Regions from separate parts of the Homo sapiens genome. Here regions 1, 3 and 4 are each linked to region 2. A link is a contact called in ENCODE Hi-C data. All regions are on one chromosome and are shown on one strand. The core of a region is the stretch at or near the end of the contact, and the rest is flanking DNA. Distances in the headings are between cores, read along the strand shown. Region 1 holds the start of CA5BP1-CA5B (CA5BP1-CA5B readthrough). Region 2 holds the start of SCML1 (Scm polycomb group protein like 1). Region 3 holds the start of RPS6KA3 (ribosomal protein S6 kinase A3). Region 4 holds the start of MOSPD2 (motile sperm domain containing 2).

The links. A loop is a pair of places that touch in the nucleus more often than their neighbours do. Pooled maps may share reads with other maps.
Region 1: a loop to region 2 is called in a map of B cell, with 19 times the contacts of the local background. The contact joins the promoter of CA5BP1-CA5B here to the promoter of SCML1 in region 2. A Hi-C loop is called at or near these places in 1 of 168 maps with a recorded cell type or tissue (B cell), 1 of 37 single-sample maps with no recorded cell type and 7 of 50 pooled maps.
Region 3: a map of CD4-positive, alpha-beta memory T cell shows a loop between it and region 2 (8-fold over the local background). The contact joins the promoter of RPS6KA3 here to the promoter of SCML1 in region 2. A Hi-C loop is called at or near these places in 1 of 168 maps with a recorded cell type or tissue (CD4-positive, alpha-beta memory T cell), 1 of 37 single-sample maps with no recorded cell type and 9 of 50 pooled maps.
Region 4: a loop to region 2 is called in a pooled map, with 15 times the contacts of the local background. The contact joins the promoter of MOSPD2 here to the promoter of SCML1 in region 2. A Hi-C loop is called at or near these places in 6 of 50 pooled maps.

The regions. Positions count from the first base shown.
Region 1 is chrX:15,674,091-15,676,790 of GRCh38, reverse strand. CA5BP1-CA5B (CA5BP1-CA5B readthrough) reads right to left here and starts at 1,333. Exons shown (of 12, transcript NR_160544.1): 1 at 1,013-1,333. It also overlaps a transcript of CLTRN not described here and the pseudogene CA5BP1. RefSeq lists enhancers at 1,258-1,377, 1,050-1,668, 1,901-2,404.
Region 2 is chrX:17,736,085-17,738,784 of GRCh38, reverse strand. It overlaps SCML1 (Scm polycomb group protein like 1), which reads right to left and starts at 1,292. Exons shown (of 8, transcript NM_001037540.3): 1 at 1,105-1,292.
Region 3 is chrX:20,265,592-20,268,291 of GRCh38, reverse strand. RPS6KA3 (ribosomal protein S6 kinase A3) reads left to right here and starts at 1,383. Exons shown (of 22, transcript NM_004586.3): 1 at 1,383-1,728. The coding sequence starts at 1,660. RefSeq lists silencers at 607-901, 1,323-1,542, 1,663-1,922.
Region 4 is chrX:14,872,063-14,874,762 of GRCh38, reverse strand. MOSPD2 (motile sperm domain containing 2) reads right to left here and starts at 1,342. Exons shown (of 15, transcript NM_152581.4): 1 at 1,226-1,342; 2 at 1,005-1,074. The coding sequence starts at 1,234. It overlaps FANCB (FA complementation group B), which reads left to right and starts at 1,694. Exons shown (of 10, transcript NM_001018113.3): 1 at 1,694-1,777. RefSeq lists a silencer at 1,375-1,604.

The DNA.
Region 1 (2,700 bases), core at 84-2,583, 2.1 Mb after region 2:
CCAGGTACTGATTTAAAATAGCCCAGAAAGTTTTTCATTTCCAAAATATTCAAGAACAGTGCAGCTTTTCACTAAGTCCCTGAAGACAGGGGAGGTGGGGTGAACTTTGGTTCATTGTGAACTCTGATGCAGGCTATGAATAGTGACTCCTCTGAGAGATGCGCGGGGCAGCATCTTACCAGAGATTTCTGACTATTCTCCATACTCCAGCAAGACTTTCAAAGTGCATAGTGGAAATGGTCAGATTATCAGTAAAGAAGAAGGGGAAGCAGAAAGCAATGTGGTATTCAGTGGCTAATAAGGAGCATATAAACAAATTAAGGTTTACGCATCTTCGTTAAGTCATTTCCCAAGCTTTTCCAGCAAAAGTAAATGTGAGAGAAGTACACAGATATTAATACTAACGCGTTTCCAGCAGCCTCAGAGCAGCAGCATTTAACGCTGAATATCACACAGAATCCCAGCCACCAAGAATGTCTGCATTTTGGAGGTTCCTCTCCTCCGGCTCTGGGGCAAGGCACAACAGAAAAACTCAGATTTGTCCAAGGGACACAACTGTGCTTTTGATCTACTCTGGGGTGGCTGTGTCTGTCCATAGCCCCTAGCATAGTCAGGTGGGAATATCAACAATGCAGACCCGAGGGAGTCCCAGCTTGCTGCTCCTTGGTTTCTGGACACTCCTCTCATCCCGCAATGTCTCTGGGAAAGCTGTTCTACTTTTTAATAGACAGAATCCTAAAAGGATGTCTGGTGATCCCCATAGCGGAGAAAGAGGGCTAGAGTGGGGAAGTGGCTATTTCCCCGCCGCCAGCCTCCCACTCCCATTCCTCAGAGAAGCCCCGCCAGGGCCCCGGCCAACCTCGCCGCACCAAAAGCTTCTCTGGCTCCAGGGCCGATAGCGGCACGCGGTCATGTTTGCGGCAAGTGGCACAGTTCCTGCCCTCTCAAGCAGACCACGCCCTGCTGCTGCCCACGCTCCTTACTGCCGCCCGCCCTTACCCGAACGACTTACCTGAGCCAGAACCTCCTCGTTCGCTCCCGGTACCCGAGGATCCCGCACGCGGCCATCTTGGCCACGCCCCCTCACGTTTAGCCACGTCCCTACGCAGCAAACGTCATTTCGTCATTCCAGGTTACGCCCCTATCAGTCCCCATTCTGTCCCCGACCCAGGCTGAAATCTCGCCCTGGCCACGCTTCCCCAGCGCCGGAGTCCACACCTGCTCTGCGCTCTGGCTACACATCTCCTGTCGCTGCCACGCGCCTGCACGCTAACTTGCCGACGCCTCTGCCCTCCGCCTGCTCCACCATCTTTGTTACGCCCCTCAGAGCAACAAGGCACGCCCACACGTAAGGACCGCGCCCCCCACGTTCGAGGCACGTCTCTGCGTTCCAACTACGTCATGTCCCTACTTCCCTTTTCGCGCCACCTCCCTTGCCGGTCACTACTCCGCAGCCCGCCTTTCCATCTGTGGCCACTTTTCCACCCTTCGCCCAGTGATCATCCAGTCACAACTAGTCTGCCTACCCCACCTCCCTCCCTTGGGCTCACGTCCCTACTCCGCCTGAGGCCGACCGTCCCGCGAATTCGAATTTCTTTTTTACACCCTTGCGACTACGCCACGCCTTTCACGTAAGGGCTAAAGTCAGCTCGTTCGGGCCACGCCCCTGCGGTACGCCTGGGTCACGCCTCTTCCGCTAAGCCTTGCTGCCTGCGCTCCTCACTGGCGGGGCCGTTCCCGCCGTGGCCGTTCCCACCGTGGCTAACCCCTTCCATTCTCTCGGAACAGGCAAGACCCCTCTGGTCCGCGTCACTTTTCTTACTGCATTCCACACCTCTCTTTTCTGGCCAGTCCTGGCCGTCCTCTCAGGCCACACGCTACAACCTTGTGGTCCTCATTGGCCACTCGCATCCTGCGCATGCGCACTTACCTACCTTCACTTCTGGTCACGCGTTAGGTTCCCAGGCCACCCACTTTTGGTTCCACTCTGGTCACGCCTCTCCCGCCAGTTGCACGCTCTCTGCGCTCCTTTTAGGTGCGATACTTGATCCCGGGAAGCCACGGAGGTGTTGGAGGGGCCCACCAGTCTCCAGAGAGGACTGTCCAGGTCCTGGAACCAGATGTCCGCGGCATTTATAGAGTGAAATGAGCCTGCGGATCTCTGATCCTCTCCTAAAAAGTGACTTTCTCCATGTATCTCCCAACTCTAAACACCACAACTCGTTAAGCAAAAACCGAGTAGGAAACAGAACTGATGGGCCAGTGGTGGAGCAATGTTCCTTCTAGCTAGGTTTCATGTCCTTTAACCCGATATGGAGATAAACTGGAACCGTGTTCCTTCCAGCCCATTTAAAGTCAGCGGACTTTAAATGCTAGGGAGATACATGGAGTAAGCACACTCCTCTACTTCCTGATGTGTCCTCCTGATGACTTTTCCTAGGCACTTGGTGCCCTAATGCTCTCTAGGTCCTGTCTAGACACCACCACATTCAGACCTCTGTTTGCAGCCCCCTGCTCCAAGATTACGCTTTTTTACTCCCTCCATTCGCAATTCTGGGTTCACAGGAAAAAAGTGAGGAGGTTATTACCAGCTTTTCTGTCCAGAAATTTCTGAACGGACATTCTTAGAGGATGGACACTTTCCATTAGCCATTCATTCATTCATTCATTCAAGACAGATTTATCAAGTACTATGTTCCA
Region 2 (2,700 bases), core at 43-2,542:
AAGAACAAGAGGCCGTCTGATTTTCTAAAAGACTTTTTTTAGACATTAAAGACATTTTCAAAAGTCGTAAATATTCGCTCCGGAGGCGCAAGGCTTTCACCTGCCATTAATTCATCAGATAAGGCACAGCTCACAATGAGGCGCCACTCCCACCGGGACCACTTTGAGGAACACACAGCAAAACGCTCTGTTTGTTTTAAGAACAATCACTTTCTAAACCTTCCTGCGGGACTCTCAAAGGCAGCCCTTCCTTTGCCGCCAGAACCGCATCCCATCGCCCAGCACTTGCCGCAGGCCGGACAAGTGAGGCCCAAAAGGGCACCCAGCCCACGCCCCGCTTTAGAAAACACCGCGCGGCAAAGCTGCTTGGAAAATCGCTATCTTTTAGTCAACCTGAAGCCAGTTTGCCGCACTCGGGGAGAGCCGGGGAGAGGAGGGAGGGACGCGATCCGCCACCAACCAAATCAGGGCCTTTCCTGTTAACGACCACGCGGCAAGGGGGCCGGGCCCTCGCACGCCTCGACGGCCTCCCCCACTCCAAAGGGACTCCGATTTCGCAGGATCTCCCGCCTCCCGCCTCTGCTCCCAACACCCTACGTTTTTCTCTTCCTCCTCATTTACGTATTTACAATAAAACAGCGAAGCTGCACAGTCTGTCTCTAAATCAAACGCGGTTACCATCAAAGCCTCAGACTCTATGTCTCAACCGCAAAAGGTCTGACAGGAAATCAACTCGGGAGTTTGTCAATTCTTTAAACTCAAAGCTCTGTTAACGAAATCTGGATCCTTCCTCGCTCCCCACCTGCCTCCCCTGACAGGAGAATGACTGTAAAAGGATCCTGTCGTCCCCGAAAGTCAGCACCAAGCACTTCACAAATTGTCAAATCTCAAAAGCTTACACGCGCGGGCACTCCGGAAAGGCTGTGGGGACCACCCAAAGCACCCCCCTCCACACCGCGGCTGAAATTGGAGGCTGCGAAGTCAAGACTCGCTCTTCCCCGCAAAGCAAACCCTCTCTCCTCAGGAGAGCCCCGGCCCCTAAGCCAAATCGTGTATTCCCGTGACGGAAAGTTCAAGGTGAGGAAAAAGTACGACTGGACAGACCTATTTTAGTGACAGAGCCTGTCACGCCGGCCTCCGGAGGTCGCGGTAAAACTGCTCGCAGTAGTCCTGCCTCTCCGATGGGCGACAGCTGTGACCGTTAGGCCACTCGACGCTTCGGAAAGGTCCTGGCACCGGAAACCGGGCCTGGTCACGCGCACGCGAGACCAGTGATGCCCTGACCCCTGAGTGGATCAGAGAGCTCCCGCGACGCCGAATTCCCACACTCGCGGTTGGGGGGGGGGGGGGGGGGGGGGGGGGCGGGACTACCCGCTGACCAATCGGAGTCTGGCCACTGACAGGCGTCACCGTTGATCGGCCAATCCGCGGGTGCTCTCCCAGTCCTTGGGTGAGGGCGGGAATTTGCTAAGGAGATGGCTGTGGGGCGGGGCCGAGGGCGGGAATTTGCTGAGGAGATAGCTGTGGGGCGGGGCCGAGGGCGGGAATTTGCTGAGGAGATGGCTGTGGGGCGGGGCCTCTTACCTCAGGTTTTCCTTCGCAAGACCCGCAGGATTGAAAATGGACGTTAGGCCTTTCAGAGACTCGCGCGCTGAGTGGTTTCTGCGGCTGCGCAGGAGGCTGGCGCGCATGCGCAACCCTTCTAGTGGCGTTGTAGTTAGGGACGTGGTGTCCCCCCTTCGTTGTTGGGGTGTCCGAAGCTTTTTTTTTTTTTTAATGTGATCCCGCCCCTCCCCCGCGCTCTGTGACGCACCAGAGACGTCGTCGTAAACTGGGTTTCCTGGACGCACGCCAGTGATTGACTTGGAATGAGGAGAGGGGCGGGGCCTTAGCAGTTGCCCTGAGCCAGGTCTGGTAGGAAGGGCGAGGGGGGCCAGGGTGGGGGGCGGGCAAGATATTTCCAGTCTCCAGCACCCACAAGTTGGACTGGGGAACTAACGCAGACCTTGAAGGCAGATTTACTGGATTGGACCCCCAGCTCCAACACAGTCCTCCTATGGCCTTAGGCAAGCCAAGTAACCGCTTTGTGCTTCGGTTTCCCCATCTGTAAAATGGGTATAATATGGGGACTACATGAGTTAATGTATGCAAAGCACTTAGAACAGTACCTGGCATAGAATTTTGCTATTGTAATAAAGGCTATGTGACATCATCTAGTGGCATATAGTCTTACATACTTATATCGAGGCTGCTCATCTTGGGAAGGAGACACAGTCTGAGTAATTATCAGAAGCAAAGCAGGCAGATATTTCAAAGTAAAGCTATACATCTTTTCTTGGCCCAGAGAGGAGCTACAAAGAAAGTATACTGGACGTTGGAAATGTATCATTTTTCCTCTCAAATACGAAGCTAGATTAAAGCCCATTATAGATATAGTATATGTTTTTTTTTTGTTTTTGTTTTTGTTTGAGACGGAGTTTTGCTCTTGTTGCCCAGGCTGGAGTGTAGCGGTGTGATCTCGGCTCACTGCAACCTCTGCCTCCTGGGTTCAAGCGATTCTCCTGCCTCAGCCTCCAGAGTAGCTGGGATTACAGGCGTCTGCCACCATGCCCAGCTAATTTTTGTATTTTTAGTAGAGACGGGTTTCACCATGTTGGACAGGCTGGTCTATGTTCTTTTTGCTCCTACTTTTGCCATAAC
Region 3 (2,700 bases), core at 134-2,633, 2.5 Mb before region 2:
GCTCGGAGATCTCCCTTTGCTTTTTCTCTTCCCCTCGCTGGGCGACTAGCCAGGGGCTGCAGTAGCTTTCCACTCAGCCCTGCGACTTTTACACATTTCTGCCCGGGCGCACTTAGCGCGCAGCGGCTCCTGGCGCAGTGAACACAGGGTCGAGTCCTCTTGGGACGCACCCCGGACGCCCAGGCCTTCCCCCCAAAGCTCTCGCCGTCCTGTGGGGCTCCGTCGCCGTCGGGGCATTGGGTTTCCTTAATCCAGGGCTTCCCCATCTTGGGCAGGAGGAGGAGTCAGAACCCCTCCCCTCCCTCTGTCCCCCTCCTCCTCCTCCTCCGCCCACGGCCAGCCTGATTTTTAAATCTAATCTCTTATTTAAAGTCAACAGAGGAGCAGGAACCCCGCGCTCCTGCCTACAAGATATTTTTAAATAATTCTCCAACCTCTACCGAGAGGGACAGCCTTAAGGAACCTCCCTGTTTTCCCCTCTTGAAGATTTAGGTAGCAGACGTGGGGCGGGGGGCAGCGGTTCCAGGGTCGCAGCTGAAGGCCGAGAGCTCTGCGCACTTGGGGAGGAGAATTTGGGCTGGGGGCGGTGCGGGGGAAGCGACTAATACAAGAGGAATTAATCCCAAATAGCCACAATTTAACAAAAGAGCGTCAACTTGAAAAGACTTGAATCAAACCGGGAGCCGAGCCCCCAGGAGGCTCCTAGGCACGAAGCCTCCCTTGCCTCCGTCGGGGGAGATGGGGGGCAGGTGATTTCCCAGCATGTGACCCTGAAGAGGGAGGGTCTTGGGCCATTACGGGATGCGCCCAGAGACTAGGCGCGTCCGCACGCACGCACCCCCGGAGGAGACAAGCCGAAAAGACACTCCGCACCCCTCCCCGGGTCCTTGGCTCGGGACTGCGCCCCCGGTACTTTGCCCACCTCCCTCCCCAGCTGGGCGGGGACCACTGTTCTCCCTCATTCCCAAGGAGCCTCCGACCTCCTTGGACCCTTGGCGGTGAAAGGCTCCCAGCCTTCGCCCCTCCTGCCTTTCCCATTTCTTTCCCCCGCCTCCCGCCGACGCCCCCAGATCTGTTGGGCTCGCCCTTCCTGAAAGTAGGCGAGGCCCAGAAGCTGAGGTTGGGGCGCAGAAGGAGGGGGGTGGGAAGAGGGAGGAGCGGAGCGCAGCGGCCGGGGGCGTGTCTTCCACTAGCCCAGCCCCTGGGTGCGCGCGGCGGTGGTGGCGGCGGCCGAGCCTCGCTTTGAGAGACAGGTATCGCTTAGGCGCCATGTTGTGAGCGGAAGTGGGGGAGCGCGCGGCGGTCGCTGTTCTGCTGGGAGCGGGCGCGGGAACCGGCGGGGGGGGCGGAGCCGTAGTCCCGGCGGCGGAAGGAGGAGAGGAAGAAAGGGGCGAGACCCGGTGCCCAGCGGAGGCGCGAGGCTCTCGCTCAGCGCGCGGGCGTCTCTGGCCAGGCGCGCGGCTTTCGGGCGGTCGGCGTCGGCGTCGAGCCCTCTCTGGGGCCGCCGCCGCTGCTGCTGCTGCTGCCGCTGCCGCTGCCGCTGCCGCCGCCGCCGCCGCCGCCGCCGCTGCCGTGGGGCTCGGGCGGCGACGGAGCGGGGCCGGCCGTGGGGCGGGCGGGGAGGGAGGAGGCGGTGAAGGCGGCGGGCCGGGGGGGAAGATGCCGCTGGCGCAGCTGGCGGACCCGTGGCAGAAGATGGCTGTGGAGAGCCCGTCCGACAGCGCTGAGGTGAGTGCAGCAGGGCGGCCGGGGCCGGCGCATCTCCTCCTCGCGCCCCCGCCGGCTCGCTTCGCTCCCCGGAGCTGGCCACTCGGCCCGTTCTGATCCCGCTCGCGTCTTTCCCCCGGGCTCAGGGTTTTGGTTTGGGTTGTTGGGGTGGGTCTATTGGCCGGTCTGTCTGTTCCTTCCATCCTCACCCTCACCTCCTTCCCTCGCTCGGGGGGCTGCCAGTGTGGTGGCGCGTGGGGTTTGGAGTGGGCGCTGGGGCTTTGCAAGAAGCCAATTTTAATCAACTTTGCGTGGGGGAAGCGGGAGGCGGAGCGGGGGCCGGCGGGGAGTTGGGAAGTTTGGCCCAGCCGGGTCGGGGGCTTTCCCGGACCTTGGCGACTTTGGGAGATGAGGGAGGGGTAGGGATCGGGTTCACCGGGGAGCAGGGACTCTCGAGTCCAGCCGAGGGAGGGGCTGCTGCGGGGAGACCGGCGCGCGGGGCACGGGCGGCGGCGACCTGTGGGGGTTTCGGGTAGGGGGTGCAGGGTTTTGCCTCCCCCTCGTCTGCCGCAGCGGTTTCTGCTGCTGCAAAGAAGAAAGCGGAAGCCTAAGGTCCCCTACCCCCTCCGTTTCTGAGGTCGCAGAGCTAGACCCCCGTCCCTGTGAGTTTAACTTGAGTTTCCTGTCCATGGAGGTGAGAGGGTGATATTCAAGGAGATCAGCGGCCGCCGTAAAAGGCTTTCTGGTTTTCCTCGCCCGGGATCTGGTGACCGTCCCTGAGTCACCCATCCTAGTGCCCAAAACCCAAACAATATACCCAAACAGGGCAAAACAGAATTTCCCCGGGCGCATCACTACACCGAGCTTTCCTGAACCGCCCCTATCCCAGAACAACTCGGGGTCTGCGAAAATAATCCAGACAAGACCCGTTCCAAGGTATCACCGCTCCTCTCCGGAGTGGAAAATCAATTCCTGATGGTGGCGCGTCTGTGA
Region 4 (2,700 bases), core at 93-2,592, 2.9 Mb after region 2:
ATTTCCATATTTGTTCTATGTCATCAACTGATGTATAATCTAGGATGGTTTAAAGTTGCAGGGAACCTCTGCTGAGTACTAGTCAAGATGTAGAAGCTTAACTCCTTTCACAGTAACCAAAATGACAACTGAGGCAAAATATTCACTGAGAATCCACTATATTTTAAGACATGCTAGATGGTTTATGTTTTTTTAAAAAATTTAATCCTACTAACTTTATTATTTGCACTTCACAGATATGAAAACGGGCTCAGAATAGACAAGTAAGCTATGTAGTGGCAGGGTTAGGATTACAATCAATCTTAAGGTAGGCAACATATAAATCCTTATTTAATTCCATATTTACAATAAGTTATTCCGTATGTTTTACAAAATTACTGTACAAGCATTAAATATTCAGTTAAGTACCTGACAACTCAAGTATCTGTGACATCTGGACACAGAATGTTCAACCAATAAATCAATTCTGGACTCATAGGTACTTTGCAAGATACAGTTTGGGATAAGAACTTGTTCCAGCATTGGAGGGCCTATTTTGTGGGTAGCATGCTGGGTTGTATGAAAGCCAAATCAAACAAAATATCCAAGGAATTTGTATACCCAATTAAGTACACATCAATAGTATTATGGCAGTTTCCAGGTACATTTTCGCTAGTGTTGCTGGTGAAAGGCCAGCAGTGGAACCGTGGACTGGACAATGTCACCCGTGTTGTGGGCCTAACAAGTATCCTGCAAGTTCCATAAACACGAGGGCATGCTAAAAACTTAACCGATTTCCAACTTACATTAACCCTTTAAAGGGAGCATGGGACACACCACTTGACCATTTGAAGCAGTGCACACGGCTTGTCATGGAGAGGAAAACCTTTGAGACGTGCCCAGCATCATTCCTGTGAGGGTCGAAAGGGTCCCTAACACCTCCCACAAATACACTCACAAACACTCCAGCAAAGTTGGGGATGCTCACTGCACACCTTTCTTAATACCTGGAACAGAGTACCCACCTGTCACATACTCAGCTTCGAACCTCCTCCGGGTCTCAGAGATGAGCTTGGCTTTATTCTGGGCGTGATTCTGGATGGGAGACACGATGGGACCTTAGATACTACTTGCATCAACCCGCTTACCCTCAACCCAGCCCACCTGCACACGGGCGCTCGGTCCCCGGGCCTCAGAGGCGGCTTCCGGGTCCGGGGGGCCAGCGGCGGTGCAATAGGCTCCTCACCTCTGCCATGATCACCGTCGTGGATGTGATTGCGGTTGTCGCCGTCGCCCGTTCTACCGTCGCCGACCGAGTATCTCATCACCCGGCAGTCCCGCCCAGAGGTAGACAGAGAAGGGTGGGAGGGGGAGGCGGTCGCGTGACACCGGAAGGCGGACAGAAGCGCCGCCGCACCGCCCAATCCAATGCGGACGCCTGGGTCTGGAGGCGGGACCAGGCCCTCAGCCTAGGTCCCATTCGATTCTCGTCTGGCCTCGCCCCGCGACATCCCCCGCACTGCGGTCCCGCCCCCGCCAGCCGCGAGATCGCCGGCGCTTCCCCCGCGGAGCTCCGCCCTAGAGAGCTCGCGGGCTCTCTGCTTTCACAACACTCCCCAGGGCCCCGCCTCCTCAGCCTCCCTTGGCCACCTCTCCTGGCTGGCTTCTAGGCTCCGCCTCCTCTGCGTTCGACGCAGCCTCCGCCCGGCCTCCCAGGATGCAGCGCGCTGGCGGGAGGTTTGGAGCAGATGGATACCGTATCGACGTGGGGCCTCCGGTATGTTGCCGCTGCGTTGAGGTAGGATGGGGCTGGCGAGTCTTCCCTTCCCAGGACTTCGCAGAGGGGGCGATGGGGCTGGATTTCCTCCCCTTGTCCCCGCATTGCGGGAGAGAGGGAAGGAAGCGGGCATCCCGAGACCTGGGTCTGTCATTCCTTGCAATGATAATTGGATTTTAAGTGCTACATTCGCTTGAAGTTTTTTTCATCCCTTCAGTATCCTTCCAACTTGGAGTGTGAGATGCTTAATGAGCAAAATATCTCTGAAATCTTTAATCTCAAATAATTATATAAAGTTAAAAAAAGCGTGTTTCGGCTTATTAAGGTAGTTGTGTTCAGCCGGGGGGGTGGGGGGGTGTGTGTGGGGGGGGCGGTTTTACCACCCAGGGGACCTTTGGCAACCTCTGGAGACATTTTTAGTCACCACTGCTAGGGGCCGGGGGCAAAAGAGATGCTCACTGGCTACTAGTGGATAGAGACCAGGGAAGCTGCCAAACATCCTCCAGTGTACATGAAAATTCACAACAGTTATCCAGCCCAAAATGTCAATAGTGTCAAGGTTGAGAAAGATTTAGATTTAAAGGGACTGGAACAAATTTTATTCGTCAGTTAAAAACAATTGAAAGAAAATAGTTGCGCATACAATATTGCCTTTTTTAAAGTTGAAAGATACTGAAAACTACAAACAAGTTGTAAGAATAGTCCCCCATATTTCCATCAACCGTAGTCATCCATGACAGAATGGCATGTTAGCATCTTTTGTCCTAGACTTTTAAATATATTTACATTTTTTATGGGAAAAAATGAACACATTGTTTAAACGTTGTTTGACTACATCCTTAAAAGATATTTCAGATATAACTAAAGTCTCCTTCTACCTCTACTCACCTATCCTGGACACTTCCTTGTCCAGAATCAACAGCATTCAGAATTTGGCATGAAAT